2 separate regions of the Homo sapiens genome follow, and region 1 is linked to region 2. Evidence: read pairs that join two places in POLR2A ChIA-PET (ENCODE). Cell type or tissue: PC-9. All regions are shown on one strand. Each heading gives the region's core, and the rest is flanking DNA. Links, peaks and the distances in the headings are about the cores only.

Evidence for each region. Peaks named below come from ENCODE experiments on the same cell type or tissue, not always from the same donor. Only the 100,000 strongest peaks of a DNase experiment are listed, where the experiment ranks them.
Region 1: POLR2A ChIA-PET joins it to region 2 with 27 read pairs; 13 of 35 experiments call an interaction of 5 or more read pairs at or near these places.

What each region holds. Positions count from the first base shown.
Region 1 is chr2:109,604,794-109,610,178 of GRCh38, reverse strand. The region is part of intron 1 of SEPTIN10 (septin 10); the gene reads left to right. It also overlaps a transcript of RANBP2 not described here. Among named protein-coding and RNA genes, the nearest start is that of SEPTIN10, 6.5 kb to the left of the region's middle. In PC-9, for the core only: no CTCF peak of the experiment used is centred there; DNase peaks (open chromatin) are centred at 378 and 2,248; H3K4me3 peaks cover 1,182 bases; H3K27ac peaks cover 4,546 bases.
Region 2 is chr2:109,718,656-109,724,040 of GRCh38, reverse strand. It overlaps LOC107985774 (a long non-coding RNA gene), which reads right to left and starts at 4,530. Exons shown (of 2, transcript XR_001739114.1): 1 at 4,492-4,530; 2 at 3,925-4,116. It also overlaps a transcript of RANBP2 not described here. In PC-9, for the core only: no CTCF peak of the experiment used is centred there; no DNase peak of the experiment used is centred there.

The DNA of each region.
Region 1 (5,385 bases), core at 180-5,179, 110 kb after region 2:
AGGTGGAGGTTGCAGTAAGCTGAGATCGCGCCACTGCACTCCAGCCTGGCGACAGAGTGAGACTCTGTCTAAAAAAAAAAAAACACCTCAGGGAAGTTTAGTGTCTCGCTTAAGGAATCACAGCTAGTGATTGTGAGATCTGCTCTGTGTCATATTGTCCCTGCCATTATCTCCACCATGCTCCTTATTAGGAATTGCATCATTTTATGATTCAGGAGATCCTGGCTGTATAATTAGTTATTGTTGACTGAGATAGTGGATCTTGAAATAGTGTTGAGTACAGTCCACTGACTGCCTTTTCATCTCCCGAGAAACACAGCCATAATTTTCCACTTCTTCAGTTATCCTTACCTTTTAAGTGGTGACCAAATCTTTGCAATTCCTGTCCGCATTTGTCATTTCCTGTTTTAGCTACAATGCTTCTGAACTTTTTTTCTCATTCCTTCTCAGTTTTTCTTCAGTGAGGATAATTTTCGTATCTAAGAGGCTTCTCATTTGTTTTACTTTCTGTCTTGAAGTTGTGATTCTTAATTCTTTCTTGATCTTTTTTTTTTTTTTTTTTTGAGGCGGAGTCTTGCTCTGTCACCCAGGCTAGAGTGCAGTGGCGCGATCTCGGCAGTGAAAAGACTCAGTTCCCATGCTGCTTCCTCTGAAGCTTTCCCAGAGAACCCCAGCCCCTGGCAGCCAGGCTGCTTCTCATTTGGTATTTGGTCATATGCTACCTTGCAGTACCTCCTAATTTATGTTTTTGTATTGTTAACCTTTTGCATCAAGTAAACTCTGCATTTTTTTCGTCCTTAATTAAATGATCTGTTTTCTGGAAGAGCAACCTGTATTATTCTTTGTATCCTCCATAGCCATACTCATATATCTTTGAGGACAGGCATTATTTTTTTATATGGAAAGTATGTTATCTTGGACAATTTTATTCTTGCTGAATGTTAAATGAATAAATTATAAATGCTTGCAGGCAGCCAGGAGCTGTTTGTTCATCTACACTTATGTTCTAATGAAGCCCCACTTTCCCTAGGCTGAAACACTGATAGTGTCATACTTTTCAGATAGTCCCAGACCGATTTTCATTATAACATAGTGCCAGGTTATGTTTGGATTAATTGATTGATTGATTGATATATTTTGGTCTGTGGGAAAGAAGGAGAAGGATGCTCTTAAATTTTTATAATCTACTGCAGGATAGAGTCCCTCTCTTCAAGAATACATACAGGACCCTTGCTTTCAACCATATTAATGTGATTTATCTCTGCTTTAGATTTTGAGCATTCCTAGTATAAAATGCCTGATGCGCAAAGCTTTTGTAATGAGAACTTTAATTCTTACACTTTCTTCTGATAATATCTGGAAGGTTGATTTAGATAATGCTTTATTTAGAAAATTTAATTTTTTTTTAGGATTTGTATCTACTACTGATTTAAGGATTTTGGAGGAGGAATCATGTATCTCATAGTCATAATGACGAAAGTAAAATATTTTAAATTCTAATGTTAAATACCTTAAAACAAATATGATTTAATAGCTTGGGATATAGCACTTATACTTTGTTGGTATTACTTTTAGTAAATAGGCTACCTGGTCAGGCTCCCTGGTCTGTGCCAGGTAGGATGGGCTCCCCAGCCCCTCCTCACTAGTTTCAGCCTAAGATCATATGACCAAGGAACTTACCAAAGATAAGGTAGAAATGTGGCTATTCTCTGATTTCCTTTACCTTCCTCCCTTAAGAATCAGATCAAGTTTATCCTGCCCTCTGTGTGGTCTGTATTTATGGGGATAGCAAGAAAGTCCTATTGTCTTAGAGTGCGTGTTACATAGAAAGAGTTCACAAATTGTGAAATATTAGGTAGGGAGTATATTGATGGATACCTTGAATGTTCTGTGAGTGTCCATGAGAAAACTGTATCCCAGTCTCTCATGGACAAATAGAAGCTGTGCATGGTGACATTTTTCCTTAGCTGCATATATACTATTTGGCAGGAACATTGCCTTGAGCTCTAAATTAGTCCAGAATTACTCAAATGATTTTTGAAAATTAAAATAAAAAGCTGCTTTTGTTATAAAAGACCTTTAAGAGGATAGTTGACTAAGTTTAATTCTATGTGTATAGATGAGAAATGTTCTCACTGACAAATTAGTAGCTAGTTCTGCTCAATCTGAATGAGTCACGGCTTCAGAAACAGACATTGAACTTTTCCCCATCTCCAGCATAATCTTCAGTTTTTTTTCCCATTTGCACTGCATGAAATCTACTTTATAGAAAGTCCTTTTGTCGTCTTATAAAAGTATAGATACCTCCAGACAAGTTAGTCAGTGGGTGACTTTCCTAATGCCTAGGGAGATCCTGGGAATCAAGGAAGTCAGAGTTTCCCTAGGGGTGAACACAGGTAGGTAGTTTTGATTTAGGGCAGGTTGGGTGAGAAGTCAGGGGAGGAAAGACTAAACTTTGCCTTTTTCAAGGTTTATCTAGAACAGTGTTTCTCAACATTTTTTCATTATTACCCCCTCAGGAGAAAAATTACATTTAAATAAAATGTAATTAATAACAGATTTAATTTTTATTAAATTAGCCCAGGTAATTAAGTTCTCCCTAATGGGAGGAATCCAGTACTAAAGAATATACATTTTTCAGATAAGGTTGAGCTTTGGTGAGGGCCACAGACCATTTGTTTATTTATTTATTTTTGTCCTCCCAAGAACCGATTTCTGCTCTCTTTAGGGGGAGAGATAATACAGGTACTGCCCCCATTGAGAATGCATGATCCATGGTTAGCCATCCTAGCAATAGGGCAACATATGTTTTTTCTTCTGAGTCTGCTACTAGATTTGAAAACAGTCTAAGACTAAATACTCTGTACATTATAAGTTAAATGAGGCATTCAAGAACTTACTCAGGACCTTAGCTGTTTGTAATATTGTTTCTATGGAGACTGTAGTCTTACTCCAAGCAGCTTACTAATATGAATTTTTGGAAAATACAAATTATTTGTGTGATTATGATTTATACTACCTTTAAATAAGTAGAATGAAAGCTTTTTACAAAAAGCTCAATATTGAGCTAAATAGTAAACGAAGCGATGGCCATGGATTAGCGGAGAAGAGCAGGCTAGACATTTTAGACAGGAAGAATATTCACTGTCTGACACTGTTTATATGCTGAAACTTAAAATAACATGAGAAGCCTTTCAATTCTTCACTATTCATGAAAGAAATAGCTTTGCTGGGCGTGGTGGCTCATGCCTGTAATCCCAGCACTTTGGGAGGCTGAGGTGGGTGGGTCACCTCCGGTCAGGAGTTTGAGACCAGCCTGGTCAACATGGTAAAACCCTGTGCCTAGTGGTGCGTGCCTGTAGTCCCAGCTACTCGGGAGGCTAAGGCAGGAGAATCGCTTGAACCTGCGAGACGGAGGTTGCAGTGAGCCGACATTGCACCACTGCACTCCAGCCTGAGTGACAGAGTGAGACTCCATCTCAAAAAAAAAAAAAAAAAAAAAAAAAGCTTAAAATTTTTAGTGCAATTTTTTTTTTAATAAAAGGGAACTTTTTAGCTATTATTTTCAACTTTTAGTGGCCTAGTAATCTCTGAAGATCTTTGCAGGTAATAAAGTAGTCAAGATATATTTTTCTGTGGACTTGTCCTTTATGGCTATAACTATGTCCACTATGGTAATTGAATGCTACCAGATGCTGAAGTGCATTCACCATGGCAAGTACTTCCCTTGTGTTATCACATTTTATTTTTTATTTTTTGTTTTTTGAGACAGAGTCTTGCTTTGTCGCCAGACTGGAATGCAGTGGTGCAGTGTTGGCTCACTGCAACCTCTGCCTCCCGGGTTCAAACGATTCTCCTGCCTCAGCCTCCGGAGTAGCTGGGATTACAGGCATGTGCCACCACACCCAGCTAATTTTTGTAGTTCTAGTAGAAGCGGGGTTTCACCATGTTGGCCAGGGTGGTCTCAATCTCTTGACTTTGTAATCCTCCCTCCTTGGTCTCCCAAAGTGCTGGGATTACAGGCATGAGCCACGGCACCCGGCCTGTGTTACCACATTTTATTCTCCCAGCCCATGAGCTGAGTACTGTTATCTCTAGTTTTTTGGATGAGATGCAACTTTCACACATCCTTGCACAAAATGTCTTTTGTTTCCTCCATGTTGTCTTTGTACCTCCTTGCCCCAGACCTCATTCCAGGCTTTGGCAGTTCTTAATGATGCAGCATTTTGCATCTGTTGCTACTATACAGTTAATTCTAACAGCCTTCTTAACATACATTTATACTGATGTCATGCTAACTCTTCTTCTTTGTGACATGGATCATTGAGAGAATTTCTGGGGGCTCTCTGTTTTGGTAGAAGATAGGCTGCTTGTCACATAGTAACAGAAATTCTGTTGTATAGAAAAGAATTATAATTTACAGTTTCCATGTAACTCTGAGGACTAAAGAACCTAATACAGCATTATAATTTGAACAGTTGGAGAAAATAATTTTGTTTTGTATTTGCATATTTTGCTATATATTTTCTTTTTTGTTGATTACAAAAATTATACAGATATTATTTAGCTTATCCTCAGGTATTCTGATTAGCTTTTTTAGCTACACTTTCCCATTTACCTACCTTTTAGTCAGAAAATTATGTTATACTTTTATGAATTAACTTTGTTATTCAAGTACAATTTATTTATTTATTTATTATTATTTTTTGAAATGGAGTTTCACTCTTGTCGCTCAGAGTAGAGTGCAGTGGTACGATCTCAGCTCACTGCAACCTCCATTTCCCGGGTTCAAACGATTCTCCTGCCTCAGCCTCCTGAGTAGCTGGGATTACGGGCACCTGCCACCATGCCTGGCTAATTTTTGTATTTTTAGTAGAGACAGAGTTTCACCATGTTGGGCAGGCTGGTCTCAAACTCCTGACCTCAGGTGATCTGCCTGATCATACTAGTAATATGGTATAATTATATTCAGCCCAAAAACTAAGCCTGACTGGCTTGATGAATTAAGCTGAATCTTTAATGCTCTTATCAGTGTAGAACAATTCAAGTCTCAAGGAATCAATGGAAACTTCAAGAGAAGTGAGAATTACCACTGGGCCACGTATATTTGTTTTTGATAATGTAAAATTTTACATAAAAGTTCTTTGAGGGATCCAAGGTGCTCATAGGAACCTTAAACTCAGTAGTTCCAAAGTTGCATCAAACCTGTGCTGATTCCTCTCCTATTCTCTTTCCTGCTTCACAGTGACGTCTCTCCAGTGACCTTAGTTTGAGTCACTTGGACTCAGAATCATGAAGTCAGCTTCTTGCAGCCTCACCTTTTCTGCTGTCCTTGCATTTACATGTAAGCCTCCTTGGGCTTCAGTGATGAGCTCACTGTGATTT
Region 2 (5,385 bases), core at 129-5,128:
GCAATGGGGGAAGGATTCCCTAGTTAATAAATGGTGCTGGGAAAACCAGCTAGCCATAAGCAGAAAATTGAAACTGGGCCCCTTTGTTACACCTTACACAAAAATTAACACAAGATGGATTAAAGACTTAAATGTAAAACCCAAAACTATAAAAATGCTAGAAGAAAATCTAGGCAATACCATTCAGGGCATAGGCATGGGCAAAGATTTCATAATGAAAACGCCAAAAGCAATTGCAACAAAAGCAAAAATTGACAAATGGGATCTAATTAAACTAAAGAGCTTCTACACAGTAAAAGAAACTATTAGCAGAGTGAACAGACAACCTATACAGAATGGGAGAAAAGTTTTGCAGTCTATCCATCTGACAAAGGTCTAATGTCCAGAGTCTACAGGGAACTTAAACAAATTTACAGGAAAAAAAACCCCATTAAAAAGTAGGCAAAGGATATAAACAGATACTTCTCAAAAGAAGACATTCATGCAGCCAACAAATATATGAAAAAAAGCTCAACATCACTGATCATTATAGAAATGTAAATTGAAACCACAATGAGATACCATCTTATTCCAGTCAGAATGGCAATTATTGGCCAGGTGTGGTAGCTCATACCTGTAATCCCAGCACTTTGGGGGGCCAAAGCTGGTGGATCACTTGAGGTCAGGAGTTTGAGACCAGCCTGGCCAACATAGGGTGAAACGTCTCTACTAAAAACACAAAAATTAGCCGGGCGTGTGGCACACACCTGTAGTCCCAGCCACTCAGGAGGCTGAGGCAGTAGAACAGCTTGAACCCAGGAGGCAGAGATTGCAGTGAGCCAAGATCATACCACTGCACTCCAGCCTGGGTGACAGAGTGAGATTCTGTCTCAAAAAAGTAGAAAAAGAAAAAAAAGAATGCCAATAATAACAACAGATGCTGGTGAGGTTGTGGAGAAAGAACACTTTTAAACTGTTAGTGGGAGTGTAAATTAATTCAAACATTGGAGAAGACAGTGTGATGATTCCTCAAAGATCTAGAAGCAGAAATACCGTATGAACCAGCAATCCCATTACTGGGTATAGACGCAATGGAATATAAATCATTCCATTATAAAGATACATGACTGTATGTTCACTACAGCACTATTCACAATAGCAAAGACATGGAATCAACCCAAATACCCATCAATGATAGAAAATGTGGTACATATACACCATGGAGTACTATGCAGCCATAAAAAGGAACAAGATCATGTCCTTTGCAGGGACATAGATGGATTTGGAAGCCATTATCTTCAGCAAACTAATGCAGGAACAGAAAACAAAACACATGTTCTCACTTATAAGTGGGAGCTGAACAATGAAAACAGAAGGACACATGGTGGGGAACAACACACATTGAGGCCTGTCGTGGGGAGGGTGAGGGAAGGGAGAGCATCAGAAGAATGGCTAATGGATGCTGGGCTTAACACCTAGGTGATGGGTTGATCTCTGCAGCAAACCACCATGGCACACGTTTATCTATGTAACAAACCTGCACATCCTGCACATGTAACTTGGATCTTGAAATAAAAATTGAAACAAAAGAGAAGGACCAATGGGGAATGTGCTATCCTTGGGAACAGTACAGAGATGGGAGAGGGTTTGACAAACACTAGAGAGCTGTGGGCTATGAACCCTCCCTTCCAGCTATGAGCATGTTCACACTGAGCCGGAGCAGTGCCAGGCTCTGCCTCTTTCCGTGTCTGGCCTGTGGCCAGCAGGTCTTAGTGTAGATTAACTCCTCTATGAAAGGGGAGGTGTCCTGCAAGCAGCATCAAGATGCTCTTCAACAAGTTCTCTGGGCTATGCTCCAGGATGCCGACAAACAAGTCCGCAGGGCCCCAGGACCTGGTGCTGACAGGATGGTTGCAACCTTCTCAGCTCAGCCAACTCTAAAATCGATTTTAACCTGGATGGCCTCTTAGCCTGCCATCCTCCTCTCCACCCCACTCCACATACACACACACATGCCTCACTAAAGCTCTGTAGGCTATTTGACTTTGAAAATAGGACTTCCTTGTGTTCCCACTGAAGCAAATGTGTTGCCTAAATCCCTAAATGAGCCAGCTGGCTGCACAGGATTCTTGAGGACAAGTGGGCTCCGTGGAGACCACCCAGAGCCCACCTAGAGAGGCGTGGCCCACGGGCAGGCTGGTGGGAATTGGGGCAAGGTGGCTGCTCGCTCAGGAGACCCCTCGTTGTAGGGCCACCTTGCCAGCTGCACCCATGGGGCTATGGTGTTCCCTCTGACTGGCAGACACTAGCGGGCCTCCAGCACCTAGGGCTGAGGGTAACATATTCATATATAAAATAAAATACTGAAAGAAATGGGAAAGTTAAAAAGCGGTGGATTGATATTTGTGAGGAAAACACTGAATTGGAAGACCGAAACAGCCACCACCCTTTCTGATGGCCTCATCCTGCTTCTGCCTCTAGCTGTGCGGCCTTGGAGATCAATGCTGTTTTTTTTATCTTTGGGCCTTAAATGGACTAGTAAAAGGCACCTTCTGAGCGAATTCCAGCACAGCAATTCTGATTCTGTCTCTGCTCTGATACCTGCCTGCGGAGGCATCCCTGATCTCATTATTTTTTATGCATGCCCAGCGTGTTTCTGCACAGGCTTAGCTTTTATGAGTCTGCCACTTTGGAAACAAATCACACGTCCTGTGTTCCATCAGCCTGTGGCGCAGTGTGGAATTTCTGGTATAACAGCATTTAGCTGCTGAGGAAACATGTCTGGCTTTGCTTCCTTGGGAGAGGGTGCAAAGGAAGAAAGCCGCAGCGTGTACACAAAAGAAAGTTCGTGTTCCGAGGGAGGTTTTTAATGTCCTTGTAAATACTAACCAGTGTCTACTCAGAAGTCTTCAAGAAGGAACTTGTAGTAATGATATGAATTAATATTTCTGGCAGTTCCAGAAATGCAGTTGCCCCATCTTGTTTTGGGGCAGCTCACATCCTGATCACAGCGGCACATTCTGTGTGATCTTAGTGATGCTGCACCAGCCCTCTTGGTGGCATCTGTGACTTGATAGGCATTCATCTCAGGTGAGCAAGGCTGCTGAGCTGGGTGAGGAGAGGCCTAGCTAGAAAGGTGCCCACATCTGGCATTGTGCTAGAAGGGCCGCCTTCCCCTGAAGCTGGGCCAGTGACAATCAGGAGAGGGAGGGCTTTTGCCAGAAAGCAGTGCCCTGCTGTGAGGTCCCAGCCTGAAGGGGCTCTCAGATCTTCTGGGGAGAAGAGCAAATCAGGTAACCTTGGCAACTCACATCTTTGGAGTTATTTACACATGTGAAAACTAAGGAGATTGGATGAAATGATGGATTAGGTCCCATCAGAACTGTAAACAATGATGGCATTATTTAGTGCCTGGATCCCTGCCTTGAGAATTTACATTTGGCACACCAAGTTCTTACAGACCTGCACTTCAGTAGGGGAACTGCATTACCTCACTGCCTGCCTGGTAACAGTGATTCTCAGCCCCACATGGTGCATAAGAATCACCTCTAGGGCTTTTAAAAGGCTCTGATACTCAGGTCTTACCTGTGAAAGAGATTTGGTTTCAATTTGTCTGGGATGGAGCCCACACGTTGCCATTTTTTTTAAAGCTCCTTAGGTGATTCTAAGATGTAGCCAGAATTAAGAACCACTGATAGGTTGCAAGTGCTGCTATAGTGGCTGTCACGGTGATGCTGTGTCACTGAAGGGACTGTATATATATATATGTGTGTGTGTGTGTGAGTGTATGTGTGTGTGTATAAAGATTGATATATATGTGTGTGTATATATATATAATGATCAGAAGGTTACACAAGGGCGTGGAGGCGTGCAGGAGGAGGTTCAGTATTTCATACTGGTCTCCCCATCACATGTTCTATTGGCAAAAGTTTCTGAAGTCAGTAGAAATGTCAAATGAAATTTATGTCAACCACAAAGAGCAGCTGACTTTAGCTGGCCGAAGCTGGCTGGTAAGGGCAGTGATAGTCCAGAATCTAGCCAGGTGCAGCCGATCACGAGTCCTCGGTAGAACAGCAGTTTCCAGAGGCTCACTTCCTCCTGTTACTCCCAGCTTGAGGCTTGACATCAAATTTCAATCTACATAAATGTTGGTCAAGGAAGAGAAATAAATGAATTTTTGCTTAAAGAATAATCATCACTGTGGCCAAGCCTGGAAATTCATGATGCCCAGAGGAATCATCTTGGTCGATGCTTATGAAAAGGCCTTCTAAGCAGACCCCTTGTTGATCTAAGGTATCTATGGACTCTCCCCAGTCCTTCCAATTTTTTTAACGGCTTTATTAAGATATAATTCATGGGCCAGGCGTGGTGGCTAGCACCTGTCATCCCAGTACTTTGGGAGGCCGAGGCTAGCGGATCACGAGATCAAGAGATCGAGACCATCCTGGCCAACACGGTGAAACCCCATCTCTACTAAAAATACAAAAATAAGCTGGGTGTAGTGGCGCACACCTGTAGTCCCAGTTGCTCAGGAGGCTGAGGCAGGAGAATTGCTTGAACCGGGGAGCCAGAGGTTGCAGTGAGCGGGGATCCCACCATTGCACTCCAGCCTGGCGACAGAGCAAGATTCCACCTCAAAAAAAAAAAAAAAAGATATATCACAGCCAGGTGCGGTGGCTCACACCTGTAATCCCAGCACTTTGGGAGGCCAAGGTGGGAGGATCATCTGAGGCTGGGAGTTTGAGACCAGCCTGATCAACATGAAGAAACCCCATCTCTACTAAAAATACAAAAAAAATTAGCCGGGTGTGGTGGTGCATGCCTGTAATCCCAGCTACTCAGGAGGCTGAGGCAGGAGAATCACTTGAACCTGGGAGGCGGAGGTTGCGGTGAGCCCAGATCATGCCATTGCACTCCAGCCTGGGCAACAACAGGAAAACTCCATCTCAAAAAAAAAAAAAAAAGATATAATTCACATACAACACAATTTACCCACTCAGGCATGTAATTAAATTGCTTTTTGTTTTTGTTTCTTTTTTTTTTTTTTTTTTTTTAGATGGAGTCTCACTCTGTTGCCAGGCTGGAATGCAGTGGCACAATCTCAGCTCACTGCAACCTCTGACTCCCTGGTTCAAGCAATTCTCCTGCCTCAGCCTCACGAGTAGCTGGGATTACAGGCATGTGCCACCATGCCAAGCTAATTTTTGTACTTTTAGTAGAGACGGGGTTTCACCATGTTGGCCAGGATGGTCTCAATCTCCTCACCATGTTGGCCAGGATGGTCTTGATCTCCTGACCTCATGATCTGCCTGCCTCGACCTCCCAAAGTGCTGAGATTACAGGCGTGAGCCACTGCGCCTGGCCGTAATTAAATTGTTTTTAAGTCACAGGGTTGATGTGGCAACA